Regions from separate parts of the Mus musculus genome. Here region 1 is linked to region 2. A link is a contact called in ENCODE Hi-C or POLR2A ChIA-PET data. All regions are on one chromosome and are shown on one strand. The core of a region is the stretch at or near the end of the contact, and the rest is flanking DNA. Distances in the headings are between cores, read along the strand shown. Region 1 has its middle 22 kb from the start of Cecr2. Region 2 holds the start of 1700072O05Rik (RIKEN cDNA 1700072O05 gene).

Region 1 (5,119 bases), core at 1,036-3,535, 90 kb before region 2:
GGCATATTTCTGTTGGTTGCAGTGGAAGAGATAGGCATATTGGGGGCCTTTGCTGTCCAGTTCAGAGCTACAGCTTTGCCCTTGAAACATCTCAGGGAGCCACCGAATTTAATTTCTATGCAAGAGAATGCTGTAAACTGATTGGGGGGGGGGATCTGAAGATGTAGAACAGTAACAGGCCATGCTTAGGATACATAAGACCACGGATTCATGGATTTGATCCTCAGTATTGAAAACAACACAACAGCAGTCATTTATGTGATGGGGGGGGGGTCTAGTTTTTTTTATTGTTACTTTAGAGCATCATGTGTACATAAAACCCAGGTCCTCTCCAAGAGCAGCGAGTGCTCTTCCCTGCTCTGTCATCTCTCCAGCCCCCTCACTTTTCCACCTTATCCCCACTAGACAGGCGCTCTCATTGAACTTGGACTTACCATCGGCTGGACTGCCTGGCTCCCAAGTCCCAGGGATCCTGCTGTCTCCATCCCCTTATGCTGGGCATCCAGAGCTGTGCCACCACACCTGGCTTTATGTGTGGATGCTGGATACATGCACACAGAGCCCCCTGCCCTCATTGGCTAAATTATCTACCAGCTAAATTATCTCCTCAACCTCATGGTTTTATTCTTTTAAGACAGAATCAAATGGAGCTTAGGCTATCCTTGAACCCTGGTTCCTCTTGGCTCTACCTCACCAGAGCTGGGATATCAAAAGCGCGTGCGCGCGCGCGCACACACACACACACACACACACACACACATCTCACATGTTTTTTTATTTTTTATTTTTAAACATGTTTTTGTAAACTGGATCTAAACAGACTGGGCATTGCGACACACTCCTTTGATCTCAGGGCTTGGGAGGCAGAGGCTGGTGGGTCTCTGTGAGTTCTAGGCCAGCCAAGGCAACATGGGTATATAGTAAGAGTTTGTTTCAAAAACAATAACTAAAATAAATTTAATTATACTTAACCAAGTCATAAAATCATACAGATTCACAGAGTACCCAATGATACATGTGTGTGTTTTATGTAGCATTTCTGTGTTTTTTTTTTACCACTATTGTGTATGTGTCTGTGTGTGTGCACACTCACACTCACCACAGCATGGGTGTGGGGGTCAGAGGACGACGTGCAGGAGTTGGGAGTTTTCCTTGCACTGCGTTGGACCTGGGAATCCAGCTTGCTTGCCTGTGAGTGCCTTCACCTGCTAGACCAGCCCCCTGCCCACTGCCTCTCCCCCCTCCGATCCTTCCTCCTCCTCTTCTTTCTCCTCTTCACACTTATTGTGCAAATATTTTAATTAAAACATCTATATCCTCAAACGTTTATCATTCCTTGATGATAGATGTGTCCAAACTCTTTTTTTTTCTAGCTTTGTGAGATGAATAGTACATTATCAGCAGCTAAACTAATTCATAGTTTTAGAAAATTGCCCAGTTCTGAAGAATCCAAAGGAAGTTCTCACGGGTTGAAGTCAGAAAGATTAGACCCTGGGAGGTCCTTTCTTAGATTTATTTTTATTATAATTTTAAATGATGTGTATGTATCTGTATGTGGCTATGTGTGCATGAATTCCGTGCCTGTGGAGCCAGAGGGCATCAGATGTCCTGGAGCTGGAGTCAAAGGCGGTTGTGAGTCACCTGATGTGGTACTGGAAACTGAACCACAAGCTCAGAGATCCAACTGCCTCTACCTCCCAGTCCCAGGATTACAGTCACGCTCCACCACCACCCTGCTAAAAACCCTTCGTTTTCTTTCACGGCTAGATATATTTCAACAGATGTTTTGTTTTTAATGGGGTCCAAAAACCACAGGATAAAACCTACATTCTGGTCCCTAGAGAACAGCCACCCAGTGGGAGTGGTTGCATAATGGCGGAGTTCCAGAATTCAAGAACTGGAATTAGAACAGAGCTAAGGCAAACGCGGAAATTTTCACGTAAAACACGAAGGAGGAGAAAAATGTCTTTTCCTCTGGATAAGGGGGAGACTGGAGGATATTTAGGTGTCGGAGGAGGTGAACAAAAAGCGCCATAAGTCTTTTCAAGACTCTGGGTGTTCTTGGATGCATCCGTGCAAGGCCCCTACCTCACCCCCCTCACAGGGCACAGGCCACCCCTAGCCCGGCTCAGCGTCTATTGTGAAGGCCTACTTCCTGGGAGGGCGCAGAGGAAGCTGGGTCGCATGCTGGGCTTTGCCGTGTGGAGTTTCCCGTGTTTGTTTTCCATCAGTGTTCTTCAGGAGAGTTCTAGTAAATTCTCACCGCTCCCCACCGTGTTCAGGAGAAAAAGGAAGCCCTGGTGTTTTTCCACACTTGGGCCAGCGCATGGAGAGGAGCCTAGAGGCCTGGCTGCAGCTAGTCAACACAGAGTGACCTAGCTCTCAGGTGTGCTAATTAAGGGAGCTCCCAACACCCCGGGATGCTTCTGTGACCTCACCAAGGGCTGCCGCCTCCCGCATCCTTGGGGAACAGAAGCCATCTGAAGATCCACTCCACTAATAATGTCAGACCCATTGAGTTATTCATTCCCTCAGCACAGGGGCCTAGAGCGGAGCCCCGTTTTATTAATTTATTTGAATAAGGAAATGGAATTTGGGAGTTCATACTATCTTAAAAACAGTCATGACGTAGGTAGCACTCAGAAGCTGAGGCAGGAGGATTTTGAGTTTGAGGCCAGTTAACATAATACAATCCTGTCTCAGTAGCTACAGAAACAGAAGAGCCGGCTCAGCAGCTAAGAGCATTTAATGCTCTGAGAACCTAGATTTTGGTTCCCACGTTGCGCGTGGTTGATCATCTGTAACTCCAGTTCCAGAGAACCCTAAGCCCTCTTCTGACAGCCTGAGGTCCCCGGCGACTCAGGGAGGCAATTTCCTGCCTCAGACTCCAAAGGACAAAGATGTCTCTCATTAAAAAAAACAAAACAAAACAAAAAACTGGCTACTTTGATTTTTATAGTTATCTAAGTTTTATGTTGATAAGACTCACAGGACTAAGATGCCTAGTTTACATTTAAAAATAATTTTAAAAAGGCTACTTCTCTGATTTTCATAGGTAACTAAGTTTTATATTGATAACATTTGATATGGAGACTAGAGCGTATAGCTAAGTCGTCGGACCCTTGCCTGCCCTGTTTAGGGCCTAGCTGAAGTCTACAGCACTCCCAAGTCATTCAATGTTGTTTTTCTAAAGCTTCCTATTCTTTCCCTTTCTTTCTTTAAAACAAACAGACAAACCAACAAAGCCTTTGTTTTTAACTCCTGTGTATCTGCCTGGAAATAAGTGTTCATGAGGCCTGGTGCCCTTGGAGACCAAAGGTGTCAGATCCCCAACCTGGAGCTGTAAATGGTGGTGGCCTGGCTGATGTGAGTGCCAGGAAGTGAACTTGGGTCCTCTGCCAGGGCCTTCATCATCGAGCCACTTTCTAGCACCTGCTTTAATTGTCATTTAATATTTAATAATTATCAATTAATTAATTAATTTTAGTTTTTTGAGACCAAAGTTTTTCTGTGTAGGCCTAGTTGTCCTGAAACTCACTATGTAGACCAGGCTGTCCTCAAACCTGGAGATTCTACTGCTGCTGCCTGCCAGGGCTGGGATTAAAGCTATGTGCCACCTTGCCCGGCTTATTTATTTTTGAGGCAAAGTCTCATATAGCCCAGTACGATGACCTTGAACTCCTGGAACTTATGTCAGTTATGTGCAGCCCTGCCTAAGGCTATAAATCTGACTTTTTCAAACACTCAGGCTTATCTACCTTGGCTAGCTCTGGTGGCTTGGATGGCTTTAATCCCAACACTCTAGAAGCAGAAGCAGTTTATAAGTTCAAGGACTGCCTGGTCTATATCATGAGTTTTATGATAGTCAGAGCTCTATAGTAAGGCCTTGTCTAAGAAACTAAACCAACCTGGGCTCAGCAGTTAAGAGCTGTGCTCTTCCAGAGGTTCACAGTTCAATCCTAGCAACCTCATGGCAGCTCACAACCATCTGTAACTCCGGTTCTTCTAGAGTCTCTCTCTCTCTCTCTCTCTCTCTCTCTCTCTCTCTCTCTCTCTCTCTCTCTCTCACACACACACACACACACACACACACACACACACACACACACACACACACAGTATACTTATACTTATTCAGTCTTTAAAAACAAACAAAATCTGTCAGTGGGGGAGCACACCTTACCTTAATCCCAGCACTTAGGAGGCAGGGCAGATAGATCTCTGAGCTGGAGGCCAGCCTTGTCTACAAAACAAGTTCCAGGACAGCCAGGGCTACACAGAGAAACCCTGTCTTGAAAAAAAAAATCTAAATAAATAAGTTCATTCATTTAAAATGTGAGCAGAAGACGTATACACTGGTTAGATAACCCTGTGTATTGCCTGGCATCTCTGTGCATCTGTAGTACCCAGAATTGGCATTCTTTACAGAAGCTGCCTGGGTGTTTCAGTATGGCCAGAGAAGCTTGGTTATCCTTCAAAGACAAGGAACAAGTCAAGGCTGGTTACCCTTTGGGCTTGTGCCCACCACAGGGAGCTGAGTCAATGGTACAAGTTGTTTGTCCACAGCCTTTCACCCTTTGCCAGCCCAGGCTGCCCTCCGTAGTTACAGCAACGTACCACGCTGGTCTACTCGCAGCTCCCAGCTCTTAGAGTTGCTGTCATCCTGCTTTGGAGAGGCGGTTGGGCATAAAGTCATCATTTAGTCATCCTCCACTTCTCCCTGAGGGAGTCCAGTTGCAAAACATCGTAGTCTTAGGCAGGTGAACTGGCTGCATTCTTCCGCCTTTCTTGGTAGCGATCCCGCCTTGTTTATTAAGTATGACTCAAGAATGACGTCGGGGGAACTGTTAACAAAATTAGATAGGAGATCCAATGAAAGCAGAAACCACAGACACACAAAGCCTAATTTTGTCTCTGTGGCTCTCTCAGAGCCTTCATCTTGTATTGGTGGGCCCACGTTCACTTGGAAGCCATATCCAAACTTCGTGGAGTCATTTTTCTCCTTTGGACCTAATGTGCGTTTTAGGGCTTGAACTCAGGCAAGCATCTGTATCCACTAAGCCAACTTGTTGGTCCTTGGTGGGTCTTTAATGTGGTCTGGAATTGTGTTTAAGCTATT
Region 2 (5,570 bases), core at 1,051-3,550:
TTCTCTGTGACTATATACATACGTACATCTATCTATCTATCTATCTATCTATCTATCTATCTATCTATCTGGTGACTTCATGTGAACCTTCTCCCCATTTTAACTGGTCAAATAAAGGCTAGAGCTTGTGATTGGGCAGTGGAAAGGAAAGGTGGGGGTGGAGGTTTTAGAGAGGGAGATGAGGAGATGGAGGAGACAGAGGAAGGCAGAGGAAGAGGAGTGGAAGGAAGATGGTGCAGAATCACGTGGCCTGGAGAAGCGTCATGTAACAAGGGATCTCGTAGCTGGGGAATACGGTACTGCAGTGGTAGATCTGCCCAATCTAGGCGTGAAGCTTATAAATATTACAACTGAATCGTGTGTTCTTTTCATGGGGTTATTGGGGTGGGGATTTACTGCAACACCTTACTCGTTCCCGTTCAGTTTATTTCCTTCACACAACCACCACCTTTCCATAGCAGCCAACTTCAGTGACAACCTTCCCTCATGCTTTCCTCTTCTCTAGCCCTACTGAGCCATCAGGAAGGATGGATCCCTTAAAGAAATGCCTGTTCTCACCTCTGTGGCCTCTCCCCATTCTTACTAACTGCCCCCACCCCCCCCCACACCCTGTTCTCTTCATTCCTCACAAGGGTTAGAATTCAGACCAGGCAGGCAGGTCACACCCATCTGCAGCTGCATCTCTCTGCACCCTCACAGTTGATTCTGCATACAGGCCCCAGGCTGATAACTCCATACTGTTAGAGGTTATCAGAACACATCCCACATAACGTCCGGTCCGTCCGTTAAGTTAATTAAATGAGTCTTCCCAGTTGGTGTTCTTCACATTCCTCTCAGGAGTTCAAGAACTGTCCCTCCCCCCACCACACCACATCCCAGTCCCAGTGCTGCCTTAGAGTCAGAGAGACAACCTGATTACAAGCTTGTAGTCTGGACAACTTGTCTACCTCCTGGCATGGGACCTCCCCCGATCTTTGAAAACCTGTGAGACAGCCCTTTCTGCTTGGCCATGTGAGCCTGAACTGTCTTCAAAGACTTTGTTATGCCGTTGTCTCTTTACCCACAGCATTAATAATCCCACATGTCTCTTATCCAAAAGGACATTCTGCCTCAGTGTTCCCTCTCAGTCCCAAACAGTAAAGCTTCGATTGACTCCGCTGTTGCACTTATGTTTGATACTTAAATCTTTGTCTTACAAAGGACCCACTTTTTCCAGTCTCCTTTAGACTAGCGTTCCTACTCCTGAGACTCCATGCCCAAGTCCTGGAGTAGTAGGTAAAGGTAATTCTGTGTTTTCTATACCATGCACCCTATCTGATTGTTCTGTCTACGTTGGCCCATACTTCCTATTGTCTCTATAATCAAGATGCCTGCAGTTATTTTTTTTTATTAAGTAGTTTAAGCTGTATGTTTCTGTACAGTGACTCCATTGAGCCATGCCTAAAGACTGGGCTGAGTATGTATATCATGGAACAGCCTGTTGGGCTTCTATTCTTGGGGGAAAGCATAGAATAAAATGACCTATTGTCACCATGCAATGTCTCCCTCCTCCCCCCTCCATTGCTCTTGATCAGAGCAGGACATTGAGGGAAACTTATCTGTCTCCTGAGGGAGGTGACAAAGCAGACATGGGTCAGGATGTGCACTAGTTTCTTTATGTTACTGTGATAAAAAACTATGACCCAAAAAAGCAACTTTTTTTTTCCTGAAAAAAAAAAAAAAAAAAAAAGCCAGAAAGGGGAATTTCAACCAGATGGTTTCACTGTGTAGCCCTGGCCATCCTGCAACTCATTCTGTAGATCAGGATAGCCCTAAACTCACAGAGCATTACCTGCCTCAGCCTCTAGTACTGGGAATGAGGGTGTGCCCCACCCTTGCCTGGCTCCAGACGCTTTTCTTGAGAGAAGGGTAGTACACTTCAGAGCAGCAGGAGGACAGGGGAGACCTCTGCCAGCCTATGCTCCGGAGCAACTGTAGTCCAGGAGCTTTCGAGTAATGCAGAGAGTAATTTCGAGTAATCCTGTCGCTTGCCTGTCACTCCAAGACCGTGGCCCTGGCAAAGCACAGACTCCGGAGAGCAAAACTAGATCCCACAGGCCCAGCACCAAGGGCAAAAGGGGATTGGTTGTGTTCACCTCAGCATCATGTGCTCTGAGTATGAGGATCAGAGCCATGCTAGATGCTTTTTCCCCAGCTGGCCGGGTCCGGTGTTTTAGCTTGAGGGTTATGGTGACGCACAGACCCAAAACTGCAGCAGGTGGAAGTCAGTTTTCTCACCCTTTCCAGGAGGTCCCCTGCCTGCGCTCTGGATTCTAGGCTTAGAGACTGGGAGAATCAGGTGAGTGAGTCACAAAGGGGAGGGATGTGAGTAGCGTGCGTGACAGCACAAACATAAAGCTCTTGCTGTCACCAACATGGCAGCAGGGAGCACGGTGTCTCAGTGGAAGGAGCATCCTGAGACATGGCAACCCAGGCACACACAGCCTCCTCAGCAGAGGGAAATGTTGCAGCTCCCAGGAGAGGTCTGTTATGGATCCTCTGTCGTATGCCCAGCCGAGCTCAGACGCCTCAGCTCTGCTCCTTCGCTTCTCTTCATTGCTTCTTTTACTCTTGTTCCAGGGGGTGGAGGGACAAATACAGGGATGACCACCTTCTGTTGCAGGGCAAAGGGCAAGGCAAGATGAGAAGGCAAAGGCAACACCCTAGGTTGTCTTCTGACCTCCACACGAATGCCAGGCTCAGCACACCTACATGTATACACATGAACCTATGTCTACACACCTAAAAATAAGTAATCAAGTAAGAGTTCAGACAGAACTTAAGAAACAATTTAAAAATCATGCCTGACAGTGGGTAATCCGAGCCTCCAGGAGGCTGAGGCAGGAGGACTGCCTGTCAGTTGAAGGCCAGCTTGTACCACAGTGAATTTCAGGCCAACCTGGCCTGCAGAACGAGATCTTGTTTATAAATAAATAAGCAAATAAATAAAACCAACAAAAATCCAGCACGCTGGTGATCTGGACCAGTGGTTAAAGAACACACTGTGCAAGCCTGGTGGTCTGAGTGTGTTCCATGGAGCACATAGTGTGGCCAACAACTCATGAATCACAGACCTGAGTTCTGGGGTTGGAGATTCTTCTCGGCAGCTATCACTGCTTAGATAACCTTGCAGAAGGCCATTGTGAATTATATAATATTCACTTCTGAGCTCTGTACTTCCTACTTAATTTACTTTCTGAGTTTTTAATGCACATCCGTCCAGGATGCAATCCTTCGGGGAGGAAATTTCTACTCAACGATGGCTTACCGCCCTTCTCTCAGGGCTGAGGAGGTGGCTCAGTGTGCAAGACATTCACCACATAAACTGAGGACCTGAGTTCAAATCCACAGTCACAGAAATCCAGACTTCCTCAGCTATGTCCTCAGCAGCAGTTTCCAGACATCCCCCCTCCCCAGCCCCCAGCAAGTTTCCAGCCCCCGACACCCAAGAATAGAATGTCTGTAGAGATGGACCCGACTTATAGCTGTAGCCTAGCCTACCCTGGAATTCCATAGTGTGCTTTAAATCAGACCTGTGAGCTCACTTGTGTCTCTCTTTCTATCTTGGTAATGGGACACCCCAGCATGCTGGACCTCTGCAGAATAAAATGCTCTTTGTGTTTACTTTTGTGAATCACAGACCCTTACAAGACTCTGACCTCAGAAGCAGGGCAACAGTCTCTTGCAAATTGGAAGTAATTTCCTTCAGGGATCTTCTGTGTGCATTAACTGACAAATAACATTGCATTTGTCACAATAAACGTTACAAATAACTTTTAAAGTCCCGTGAGAGCAGAGCTGGGGATGTAGCTCAGTGAGAAGACTGCCTGCCTGGGCCACACGCAGCCCTGAGTGGGATCCCCAGCAGGGCATAAGCCAGGTGTGACAGTGCGTGGATGTAACCCAGCACTGAGGGCCGGAAGAAGGATGCACGCCTGTTGACTGACTCTTGGAAGAGATTTTCTTGAGTTCAGCATTTATGATGGCATCACAGTTCATGTGCTAAAACTAGCTCCAAAGTAGCCCAGAAAAGAATTCATTAATAAACAGAAAGTCAGAACACTTTTTATTCACTATGTATTTTAAGATATATATTTGAGTATATATTTTAAAAATATAAACAAATACCCATATCTATCTATCTATCTGTCTATCTGTCTATCTATCTATCTGTCTGTCTATCTATCTATCTATCTATCTGTCTATCTGTCTATCTATCTATCTATCTATCTATCTATCTGTCTGTCTATCTATTTATCTATCTATCTATCTGTCTGTCTATCTTGGAGTCTCCATTTAAGAAAGTCTCTCTATATAGCCCTGGCTGTCCTACCTAGAACTTGCTTTGTTGGCCAGGCTGGTTCCAGACTCACAGACTCACAGAGATCTACCTGCCTTTGTCTCCTGAGTAGAGTATTAAAGGAATGTGAACAGCATCCAACTCCCTTGAGACAGGATCTCTCATGCCTGAAGTTTGTTCATAAGGCTTGACTTCCCTGTCCAGTGAGACCCTGCCTTCCCAGCGCTGGCATGACAATGACAGGTGTGCTCTGTACATCTCCAGCCCGTTCCCACATGTGGCAATGTCCCATGTTGGGTGTTTTTTGTTTTTTTTTTTTTTTTAGCAAAGAGAAGTCACCAAGGACATTATGGAGCTATTGATCAGAATCCCACATCTGCTTCATGTCAGCAATATGTCTCATTCATCCCTCTATGAAGCTTCCAGATGTGCCAACCAACCAAGAAGTCTTTGTATGTCCTACCTTGGTCTTGTGTACAGAGTTGCCATGGTACTGTTTTGGGATCTCCCTGTGTTTGACAAAAGCTTGCTGTCTTCGGATCCAAAGAAATGTCCTTCCACCAAGGAGATCTCAATACTTGCCTGGATGAAATTCCAGAGAACTCCCAAATTGTTTGAAGTGAATAGTCTTGTTATCCCACAAAGGAACATATAAACAAAGCTAAACTAACTCTGTAAGGCACAGTCTTGCAAAAAGGGTGCAGGAGAACCCTAGCAGGGCTAGCAAACATTGTCATCAAAATGGCAGCTGTCTTTATCTCAGACAGAGGTGGTCACTGAATCTCCTCCCAATGATGGGAGCTCAACGTCACAGATGGAAGAATGTGAAGTGATGGGCTAATCATTGCAAGGAAGAAGGCAAAGCCTGATGGGGCTGATTATCGTTAATAGAAAAATACGTTCCTCACAGAAGTAAAAGAACTTTGATCTAAGGCATGGTGTCACGGGTGTCCATGTTAGAGGCTGGCCTTCCAAATCTCACACTTCCCTCCAGTAGAGCTGGCTTCCCTCTTCTGTGTCGTACTTCGGAAGAGGAATCGACCATCCTTGGATGAGGTGGGCTCACTGCAAATGGAGGTGGCCCCTGGCAAGGGAGAGGCTCCTCTGGACAGCTCCCAACAGCCTCTCTCCTGCCCTCCCTTTGTTCTTTGGATTTCTGAGACAGGGACTCTGTAGCCCTTGGCTATCTTAGAACTTGTAGCAGAGGCTGGCCTTCACCTGTCTACCTGCC

What was found. Hi-C counts contacts between places; a loop is a spot of excess contacts on that map. ChIA-PET counts read pairs that join two places held with the same protein, here RNA polymerase II (POLR2A).
Region 1: a map of T-helper 17 cell shows a loop between it and region 2 (1.8-fold over the local background). The contact joins the enhancer-like site here to the promoter of 1700072O05Rik in region 2. A Hi-C loop is called at or near these places in 2 of 37 maps with a recorded cell type or tissue (T-helper 17 cell and heart). POLR2A ChIA-PET finds 5 or more read pairs at or near these places in 1 of 5 experiments (embryonic stem cell).

The regions. Positions count from the first base shown.
Region 1 is chr6:120,641,662-120,646,780 of GRCm38, reverse strand. No RefSeq gene overlaps it. Among named protein-coding and RNA genes, the nearest start is that of Cecr2, 22 kb to the left of the region's middle. Within about 2 kb of position 2,285, at least 1 of the 3 ENCODE cell types and tissues checked has a DNase peak (open chromatin) inside an H3K27ac peak, as active enhancers do; it is heart, where a contact is called at or near this core.
Region 2 is chr6:120,551,526-120,557,095 of GRCm38, reverse strand. 1700072O05Rik (RIKEN cDNA 1700072O05 gene) reads right to left here and starts at 2,300. Exons shown (of 4, transcript NR_045733.1): 1 at 2,136-2,300.